2 separate regions of the Homo sapiens genome follow, and region 1 is linked to region 2. A link is a contact called in ENCODE Hi-C or POLR2A ChIA-PET data. All regions are on one chromosome and are shown on one strand. The core of a region is the stretch at or near the end of the contact, and the rest is flanking DNA. Distances in the headings are between cores, read along the strand shown.

Evidence for each region. Hi-C counts contacts between places; a loop is a spot of excess contacts on that map. ChIA-PET counts read pairs that join two places held with the same protein, here RNA polymerase II (POLR2A). Pooled maps may share reads with other maps.
Region 1: a loop to region 2 is called in a map of PC-9, with 8 times the contacts of the local background. The contact joins two enhancer-like sites. A Hi-C loop is called at or near these places in 7 of 168 maps with a recorded cell type or tissue (HepG2, IMR-90, MCF 10A and 4 more), 3 of 37 single-sample maps with no recorded cell type and 8 of 50 pooled maps. POLR2A ChIA-PET finds 5 or more read pairs at or near these places in 2 of 52 experiments (HepG2 and K562).

The regions. Positions count from the first base shown.
Region 1 is chr2:20,631,545-20,635,846 of GRCh38, reverse strand. All of the region lies in intron 4 of HS1BP3 (HCLS1 binding protein 3), which reads left to right. It overlaps LOC124907740 (a long non-coding RNA gene), which reads left to right. Exons shown (of 2, transcript XR_007086243.1): 2 at 845-1,131. Among named protein-coding and RNA genes, the nearest start is that of HS1BP3, 17 kb to the left of the region's middle. RefSeq lists an enhancer at 54-103. Within about 2 kb of position 1,931, at least 21 of the 41 ENCODE cell types and tissues checked have a DNase peak (open chromatin) inside an H3K27ac peak, as active enhancers do; they include PC-9, where a contact is called at or near this core.
Region 2 is chr2:20,494,378-20,498,769 of GRCh38, reverse strand. The region is part of intron 1 of LOC107985856 (a long non-coding RNA gene); the gene reads left to right. Among named protein-coding and RNA genes, the nearest start is that of RHOB, 50 kb to the right of the region's middle. Within about 2 kb of position 2,534, at least 4 of the 41 ENCODE cell types and tissues checked have a DNase peak (open chromatin) inside an H3K27ac peak, as active enhancers do; they include PC-9, where a contact is called at or near this core.

The DNA.
Region 1 (4,302 bases), core at 682-3,181, 140 kb before region 2:
CACCATTAGAGAGCAATTAAAGATAGAAAAAGCCCTCACCTCGGCCCATCCCAACACCACCGCTCTCTCCATCTGCTGGGGCTCTCTTCTGACCCCGTCCCAGCAGCATCCATGCAACCGCAGGCACAATGCACGTGCCTTTTCGTACTCTGCTTTTCCACCCTATGGTCTGTCCCGATTGCTGCTCCATGTCGCCCCTGTTTTGTATTTAAGTTTCTATTTTAGAATGTCACGGTGCTGAGAAAATTGACATTCTACCCTAATAGTTCTGCCTTATGCTGGAAATCCTCTGCGGGAAACCTTTTTCATTGTGACTCAAATAACACACAATTAGTATAGAAAAATTGCAAACACAGATAAAAGTCCTTTCCCTGTGAATTTCTGAATGCACCTTTGAATATTCACATCTTACTGCCAAAATGAGATTGTCTTGTGTGCCGTTCTGGAATTTGCTTTTTTCCAGCTTACATGTTCTAGGTCCTTCCAGATCAATAGCTGCACTCTCCCTCCTTCCTCTGCTGGTTTCTCAGCTCGATGGGCTGTAAGTGGCATTACCAGGCCCTTGCTTGTGGGCGTGGCGGGGTTTTCTGTAGGTTTTTGCTATTACAGGCAATAACCTGAGGAACTTCTACATATACAAAGCTTTTATTCTATGGAGCCTTCCCCTATATACGTGCCCCAGAGCAAGGTCCCTGAAGCTGCTTCTGGGGGCTTTGGGGTACCATTCCAGTAAAAGGTTCTCTAAGGGCTGAAGCCCCTCTGTTGGGAGGCCCCTCTGCTTTTCTAAGCCCTGCCCACCCCCGCCCTCAGGGCCCACTCCTCCCACCTCTTCTTTTGCACACAGGGACCCCCTCCAGGCCCTGGGTCCCTGAGGACTCACAGCGTCCTTGGGACAGGCTGGCTCCTGTATGAACAAATGCACCTGCCTGCAAAGCTGGTCTTCCCAGACTCCCTGGAAGGGGGAGCCCACACCCGGGTCCCCGTGCTGTGGCCTCCGTGGTGAAGCTGGATGTTTCTCTGGAATGCCACGTTTTATGGTTGTTTTTTAATATGGATTTTGCTTCATCTTTCATAAAACAACCACATGTATTTTAGTATAAAAATAATATCTTACTCTATATTTGGATGAAATCACTTCTCTGGAATGATTCTGTGGTTTTGAATGCTCCTGGCACATTGCCAGGTGCTCCCAGATTTGCTAACCCAAGATTTAGCAGCAAGACAGTCCCTTAAGGTGAGCCGTGGAGGGGAGCTCTGTGGGGACAGCAGGGCCTCAGTCCCACCTCCTGAGGTGCCCTGGAGCTGCTTCCCCGAGGGTGCCTCTTGCTAAATATCCCGACCACTGCGCATGGGCCTGGCACCTCTTTGTTCATTCCAGCCTGAGCCTGGGCACCCAGGGCTCCCCTGATGCCACCAGTGCAACAGAGACCACCTAGGGATTCTGGGCCACTGAAAGCTTGGCAGAGATAGAGATTCCAGGCCCCCCTCAGATCTGGGTAGGGCCCCCAGAATCTGTGTTTTAACAAGCTCTTGAGTTGGTTCTTCCGCAAGCTCCTGTTTGAGAATTCCCAGAAACCAAATTCTGTTAAAGTGTTGGAAATGCCAGAAAGGAAACAGGTGTGGAGAGTGGCAGGTCAGCCGTCACCACAGTCTGCCGCCCACAGGGGGCTGAGGACAGGGCGTGTCCAGAAGGCACTTCCGGTACTGTCTGCTCCCCAGCAACTCCTGCTCGGGCTGGGCTTTCCCTCGTCTGCTGACCCACCTGCTGGACGAGTTCTCTGCTGTGCCATCCTGGGGTTCATGTGGGGGCCACGAGCCAGGATGGCTGGGCCCGACCTCACCCTGCACCTGTGCAGCACTTAGCCCTGGCCTGGCTGGGGACCCAAAGCCATAAGGAAAGGAGGAGGCAGGTGCCACAGCTGCCCTGCAGCGTCACGCAGGCGGCACTCCACCCAGGCTGTCACAGTGATCACAGCAGCACAGTGTGCATGCCAACTGCATTTCCCCATCCAGATTACTGCCGTGGCCGGACGCAGCAGCTCACGCCTGTAATCCCAGCACTCTGGGCAGCTGAGGTGGGCAGGTTACTTGAGATCAGGAGTTCAAGACCAGCCTGGTCAACATGGTGAAACCCTGTCTCTACTAAAAATACAAAAATTAGCTGGGTATGATGGGGCACGCCTGTAATCCCAGCTACTCAGGAGGCTGAGGCAGGAGAATCGCTTGAACCTGGGAGGCGGAGGTTGCAGTGAGCTGAGATTGTGCCACTGCACTCCAGCCTGGGCAACTGAGACTCTATCTCAAAAACAAAACAAAACAGAAACCAAACAAACAAAAAAACAGATTACTGCACAAAGTCCTGCCTGAATGAATGGGCTGTTAGGAACAACAGATGTACCAGTGGTTTCTGCTTTTTAAATTCAGTAGCAAAACCTTTGGCTCAAGAGAAATATCATCCAGAATCCCAGTACATAAAACAGGCTGAAGTAGGATTTCCCCTGGTTGGGACAAGTGAGGACTGGATCTTTGTCCCTCCAGCCTCAGCCCCACTTCCTGGGGTAGCCCTGGGCAGCTTTGCAGAAGGCGAGGGCCCCTTAGAGTATGGTTTGACAGTGAGTGGGGCAGCTGGAAACCCCCAGGATGTGTGGCTACCCCCAGAGCAGGGTTAAAGATGGGCAGTCCCAGGTTCAAATCCCCTTTCTGCCACTCAGCTGGCGGACGCTGAGTGCGTTGCTGTACTTCTCCAAGCCTGTTTCTTTCTTTGTAGAGTAGGGGTAAAGTAGAGGCCCAGTGGCTGAAAGGATAAAATGAGATGGAGCACTACAGGAAAGTTCCTTTGTAAAATGTTATCACTATTTCAGATTCACTTTGCTCTAAAGAGGTCTTTGTGTATTTAACCAACAGTTGAAATATGAATATAAAAGGCAGCTTTTCCACTTCCTATAGTTGTTATGCAAATATCAGTCACTGTGATGTGCACACTATGACTTTACCTCCCTCCAGGAGCGCCGGTACACCTGTCACCTGTTACAGCTTCCTAGAGCAGGCGATTCTGGAGGTGGGGCAGCCCCTGGCCCTGGAGGAAGGAGCCTGCTTACCTGAATCCTTAGTGGGATTCAGTGGTTGCTTGGTTCCTTGAGAGATAGAAATCTGGGAGGTCACACTTGCCATTTTCCCGCCTCAGGCTCCCCCAGGACCCGTTGTGGCAAGTTCTGGCAAGTAACAACACTCTTAGGATGACAGAGCCTTTACGCTCTGAGGACTGCAGATCAGATCCAGGCTCTGTTGTTACGACTGAGGAACCTTCCCAGGATCACACAGGAGGGCATGAGAGCAAGAGCTGGGGGTCTCCTGACTGCTGGCCCAGGACTTTTCCCTTTTTCCCCAGGCCATGTCCAACACTTGTGCCAGGGGACTGACTTCTCAGCCCTCACCTGTTCACTCTCGGTTTTTGATGACATGGGTGATGGGCATTCCCCACTGCAAGGACAGCTAGCTGTCTGCTGGTCGTGTCACCATTTGGAGTGGATCAGGGGCATAGGAGCGCCCATGTGAGAACCAGCAATGGTTGTTTACTCAGAGCTTACTGCGACCAGGGAGGTGTCGGCCACCATCACCTGCATTTGGCAAAGATGCAAAGAGAGGCAGGGGAGTGGGACACTTTGAAGCAGATGAAAGGGAAGGCTCAGATACACGCTGATTGGAGGTTATTGGCATGGGGAATCCAGAAGCAGCCAATGAGAAGTGGGGCATCCTTTGTCCTCTGTGAGCAGGAAGTGGGGCATGTTTGGCTTTCTCTGGATGGTCCTACTAAACTGGAAATGGGGAAAAATTTAGGAAAGCTGGCAGTTATTGATCAAATCTTGGCCATTTGGGGCTGACTGCTGCAGAGGCTGTGGTCTGGCTTCCTGGGCAGGTTACTGCAGACTGTGGGTCAGAGTTCCACCTTTACATGTGGCCTGGCCATTGTCCCTTTGTGTATTCAGGCTCTTGGGGGTACTGGGCGCTTGCTGTAGAATGTAGGCTGCAGAGACCTGCAGCTGGGACCCACGTGGTTCCCTGGTGGTGCAGGAGCCAGGATGGGTGAGGGGCAGTCTCTGGCCCCATTGTGGAGAAGGAAAAATGGCATCACCCACAAGCTCAGGTGGGATTGTCACTGAGTCCTGGCCCCTCAAGATAGGGCTCAGTGGCCAGGAGAGTGGGCTCTGGCTGTTGAGAAACAGGTCCTTGGAATGTGACTCTGGGGACCATAGCAAATGATAAACGTTCATGGTGACCTCCCTGGCTGGCCCCTTTTTTTTT
Region 2 (4,392 bases), core at 1,285-3,784:
ATGTGGAAGAACCTTGAAAACATTACGCGAACTAAATTTTAATTATGTGGAAAACAAAAGACCATACACTGTATGATACTATTTATATGAAATATCCAGAATACGCAAATCCATAGAGACCGAAAGTAGATTAGCGATTTCCAGGAATGAGGGAGGAGTGAGCGAGGTGTGACTGCTCATGGGTACAGGGTTCCTTTTTAGGAGTGATGGGAAAGTTCTGGAATTACTGCTGGTGATAGCACAACCATGTGAATATATTTTAAAACCAGAATTGTACACTTTAAAAGGGTGAGTTTTATGGTATTGAATTACATCTCAATTTGTAAAAAGAACAAGATCACACACACACACACACACACACACACACACACACAATTAGATGTGCCAATACCATTCCCGGCCCACAGTAAGTGCTCCATTAATGGGAGTTGGGAGGGTAACATTCGTAAGCCACTGCATTCAGGCACCATCTTTGGGTTTCCTGCTAAAAGGCTGCCCATCAGAATCAGCTGTTAAAGATATTTAACTTGTGTTTTGCTACCTTAGCAAGAAAGTATATTAAAAATGCCCTGGATTTATCCTTGGGAACAGTGGGTCACCTGTCAGGGAAGAATGAGTGGGGTTTCTCTTCTCTGGCATCCATTCATGTACCCTATGGCAGTGGTCTAGGCCTAAATGTAGAGATAGTAGGACCCTGGGGAAAATGGGACAAGGGGACAGAGAAGGGCTCTGGCCCTTGAGGTTCCAGCACCTAAACCAGTGGCAGACTCAAGAGCTGCTGTGGCAGGTGGCCTGCAACAGGACTTCTGGGGGGCACCTGGGGAGAGCCAGGAGCAGTAGCTGTTGGGGAGGACCCATCTTGGCATCATGGCCCGGCAATGACTCACTCGGGTGATGCTCCATCTTCCCCAATCTTCAGGGCATCCAGTAGGAAGTATCGTCACCATTTCTACACCCAACAGTCATTTCCACTAGGCCTCTTGTCACTGCAATAGAGCATAAGCCAGACGTGGGGGTCCACCAAGCTCCTAACAGGGGAGGGGAAAGCCTGGAGCATTTTGTTGAGCTCAGGCTGAGGGGAGCAGCACACCCTAGATTCTCAGATTCACTGGGGCTCCTGCTGCGTCCCCCTTTCCATTCCCTCCACTCTCTCCACTCTGTTCCTTGTTCAGCCCATAACGGCCTCCCCGGGCCACTGGTCAGCCCCCAGTGTGCACGCCCATCCAGCTTTCCTCCACCCTGCAGGTGGACTCACCTCCTGCTCCTGTCCCAACCTAGCTCAAAGCCCTTCCCGACTTCCTCAGCATTCACTTTTGCCACAGCTGCCCTACACACATCCCCTATTTCAGCAGCATTGCCCATAGGAAGGAGTTCAGCTTAAGTCACAAATGCATCAAAATAATAAACGTGTCCTCTTTTCAGTCCCCCGAAAGCACCAGGCACCACGCCGCCTCTGCACTTCTGTCCCCGTTGTTCTTCACCTTGGAAGCCAGCTTCCCCCTCTCCACTTACTCACACCTCGCTGTGGATGAGGACTGAGTGCCTGGCCTCTGCCAACCCCAGCCAGCAATATAGCTGAGGGAGCAGGAGGTTGTCCACTCAGCCCAAGGAAGGAGAGGCCACGCTCAGCCCCATGCGGGGGCTCTGCAGCTACTGCCCTTCGCAGCTGTGCCTGGGGCTCAAGAATGTCCCAGAACCCTCACCCTCCCCTCCTACCCCACCCGGCAAATGGAGTGCTGAGAAGGCACCGCTCCCCCGTGCTCTCCACCACCTCTGCAGACATTGTCCTGCCCTCCCATGTCCCATCCGCCACCCAGCTGGGCTTCAGGACATGGATGATGCTTGGTCTGCAGTCTATACAGTTCCAGAAGATCAAGAAAAACATTCTTGCAGTAGAAAACAGTGTTCTATGTGCAGAAGTTGACAGGTGCTATTGTCACCTTTCAGAGCAATTTGATGCCTTCTGAAACGTGAGTGCCTGTCACTGGAGGAGGAAGTGTTTTTGCCAAGCGTTTGATGCATTTCCAGCAAAGTCACGAAACGCACAAAGCTGCCTAGCAGCGGCCTGCTCCTCAGCCAGCCACCGCTCCAGGCTTCCTTGAGCTTCATGGTGTCCTGAGGGCAACACTGTGTGCCCTGACCCTGCTTTGTCTTCTAGTGGGAGACCTGAACTAGAGTGCCATGAGTCAGCAGGCTCAGTCCGCACTCTTTGCCAGGACATGAGCAGAACTAGGGGGACAACTTCTGCTACATTTGCTTGGAATTGCTTTTGTCTTTTCATCCTAATGAGGTAGAAAGTGGGAGAGGGGCTCCGTGTAGTCTGTCCCCTGAACGTCTCTGCCCCCACACCACTGCCCCACCCCAAACCCAGAGTGGACTCACTCATCCTGGAGCTCAGCCACCCCCACACCTGGAGGGTGGTGGCATGCCACCAGGGACATTAGCTGGACAGTAAAGGCTAGTCTGTCCCTCCCAGCACAGTGAGTCACCAGGCAACGACTAGCTCCTCAACAACAGAAGAGTAGGAATCAGGGATGACCAGTTGTTCTTGCTCCAGTGAATGCCAAAATGCCCCTTGGGGATTCTTGGGCTCTTCTCTAGAAACAGGGAATGTATAATGAGGGCATTGGAATCTCAGAGCCTCTCTGTTAATATAGTAAATGTTTATGAGTATAAACTCTAGAGTCAGTATGCGTGGGTTCAAATTCTACCTCTGCCATTTATGTAAACGCTGTGTGACCTCAGACAGTGATTTGGCTTTTCTGTGCTTAGACTCCCTATCTTTAAAATGAGACTTTTAAAGGTAATAAGGGAGCTCCTCTACTTCTTAAATTTGTCTCAGAACAATTAATATTTAGTATATTAATATATTTTAAAGTAATGTCAAAAACCGCAATTATTTTTGCACTAATCTAATACTTTTAACAATGTCCAGCGCATGGTAAGTACCACAAGTGCTAACTTGCTTTGGGGGAGTTAGACAGAAATCAAGTGCACAGGCTCTTAGAACTTGGGGATAAGTAGCCAGAAAACAAACAAAACAAAAAATTGGGCCAGGTGCAGTGGCTCGTGCCTGTAATACCAGCACTTCAGGAGGCCGAGGCTGGGGGATTGCTTGCGCTCAGGAGTTTGAGACCAGCCTGGGTAACATGGTGAAACCTCATATCTACAAAAAATACAAAACTTAGCTGGGTATGGTGGCATGTACCTGAAGTCTCAGCTACTCGGGAGGCTGAGGCGGGAGGATTGTTCAAACCCAGGAGGTCGAGGCTGCAGTGAGCTGTGATCATGTCACTGACATTGTGCCACTACACTCCAGCCTGGGCAGCAGAGCAAAAAAAAAAAAAAAAATGAAGATTAATGGATTTTGGATCTTGGTTCTGTCCCTTTCTAGCTGTGTGACTTTGGGCCAGTTAGTTAAATGCTTTGTGCATCAGTTTTCTCATCTAAAGGGGGCAATGTTACTAGTACTAGAATAGTTAAACGATTAGATGGATGGATATTTAGAAAGTTTAGAGCAATGCCTAGTACTACATTAGCTATTATTACTGTTCTGCATTATTATTATTATTATTATTTTATAGTTTACCTATGAGTATTGTATTATTATTTCTCTGCTATAGGAGAGACACAATTTCAGGGCCCTCATTCCCCAGGCTGTGAGGGGCCTCAGCTGAGGAACAAGGGTCAGACTAGAGCCCCAGAAGGTGGTAATCTCTTTGGCCCTGGAGTGGGGCAGGCCAATGCTCAGTCTGGTCGGAGGGTTCTCATTTGCAATTCTAACAGAAGCAGGGCACTGCTGGATCCTCCAAGGAGGGCAGTACTATTATGAAGTGTGACCCAGGCCATCACCATCCACAAGAAAAGAGCCTGAACTTTGGGGATCAACAGATATGGTTTCAAACTTTGACTCTGTCTCTCAGCAGCCCTGTGACCTTGGACAAGCTGCTTGATTTTCTGAACCTCCATTTCCTCATCTCCAAATGATGGTAGGATCACCTTCCCTGCAGAGGCAGCTACACTCCTGGCCCTGCACTGGTTCAGGAAAAGCAATTCTTTCTTTCCTCATCCCTTACTTGACCTCTTTCAACTCTGTGATTTGGGGCCAGCCGAGGCTGAATTTAGGGAGGAAAGGCTCGTTTCATTTCACTTACTCCCTCAGGACCAAAAGCTGCAGGTCAGAGTCAATTTGACAAACCCAAGAATCCATTTAACATCTTTGATTAAGATCTCAAACCCCCAAGGAAAAGCATCTGTGCTATGATGTGGAGTGTCTATTTCTGAGGCTGTGGTTTTTGTGTTTTTCTTTTTACTTAATCCATGGAATGCATAAATATATGTTAGTGGTATTTAGAAAAAAAGACTTCAAACAATACAGAAGAATTTTGAGTA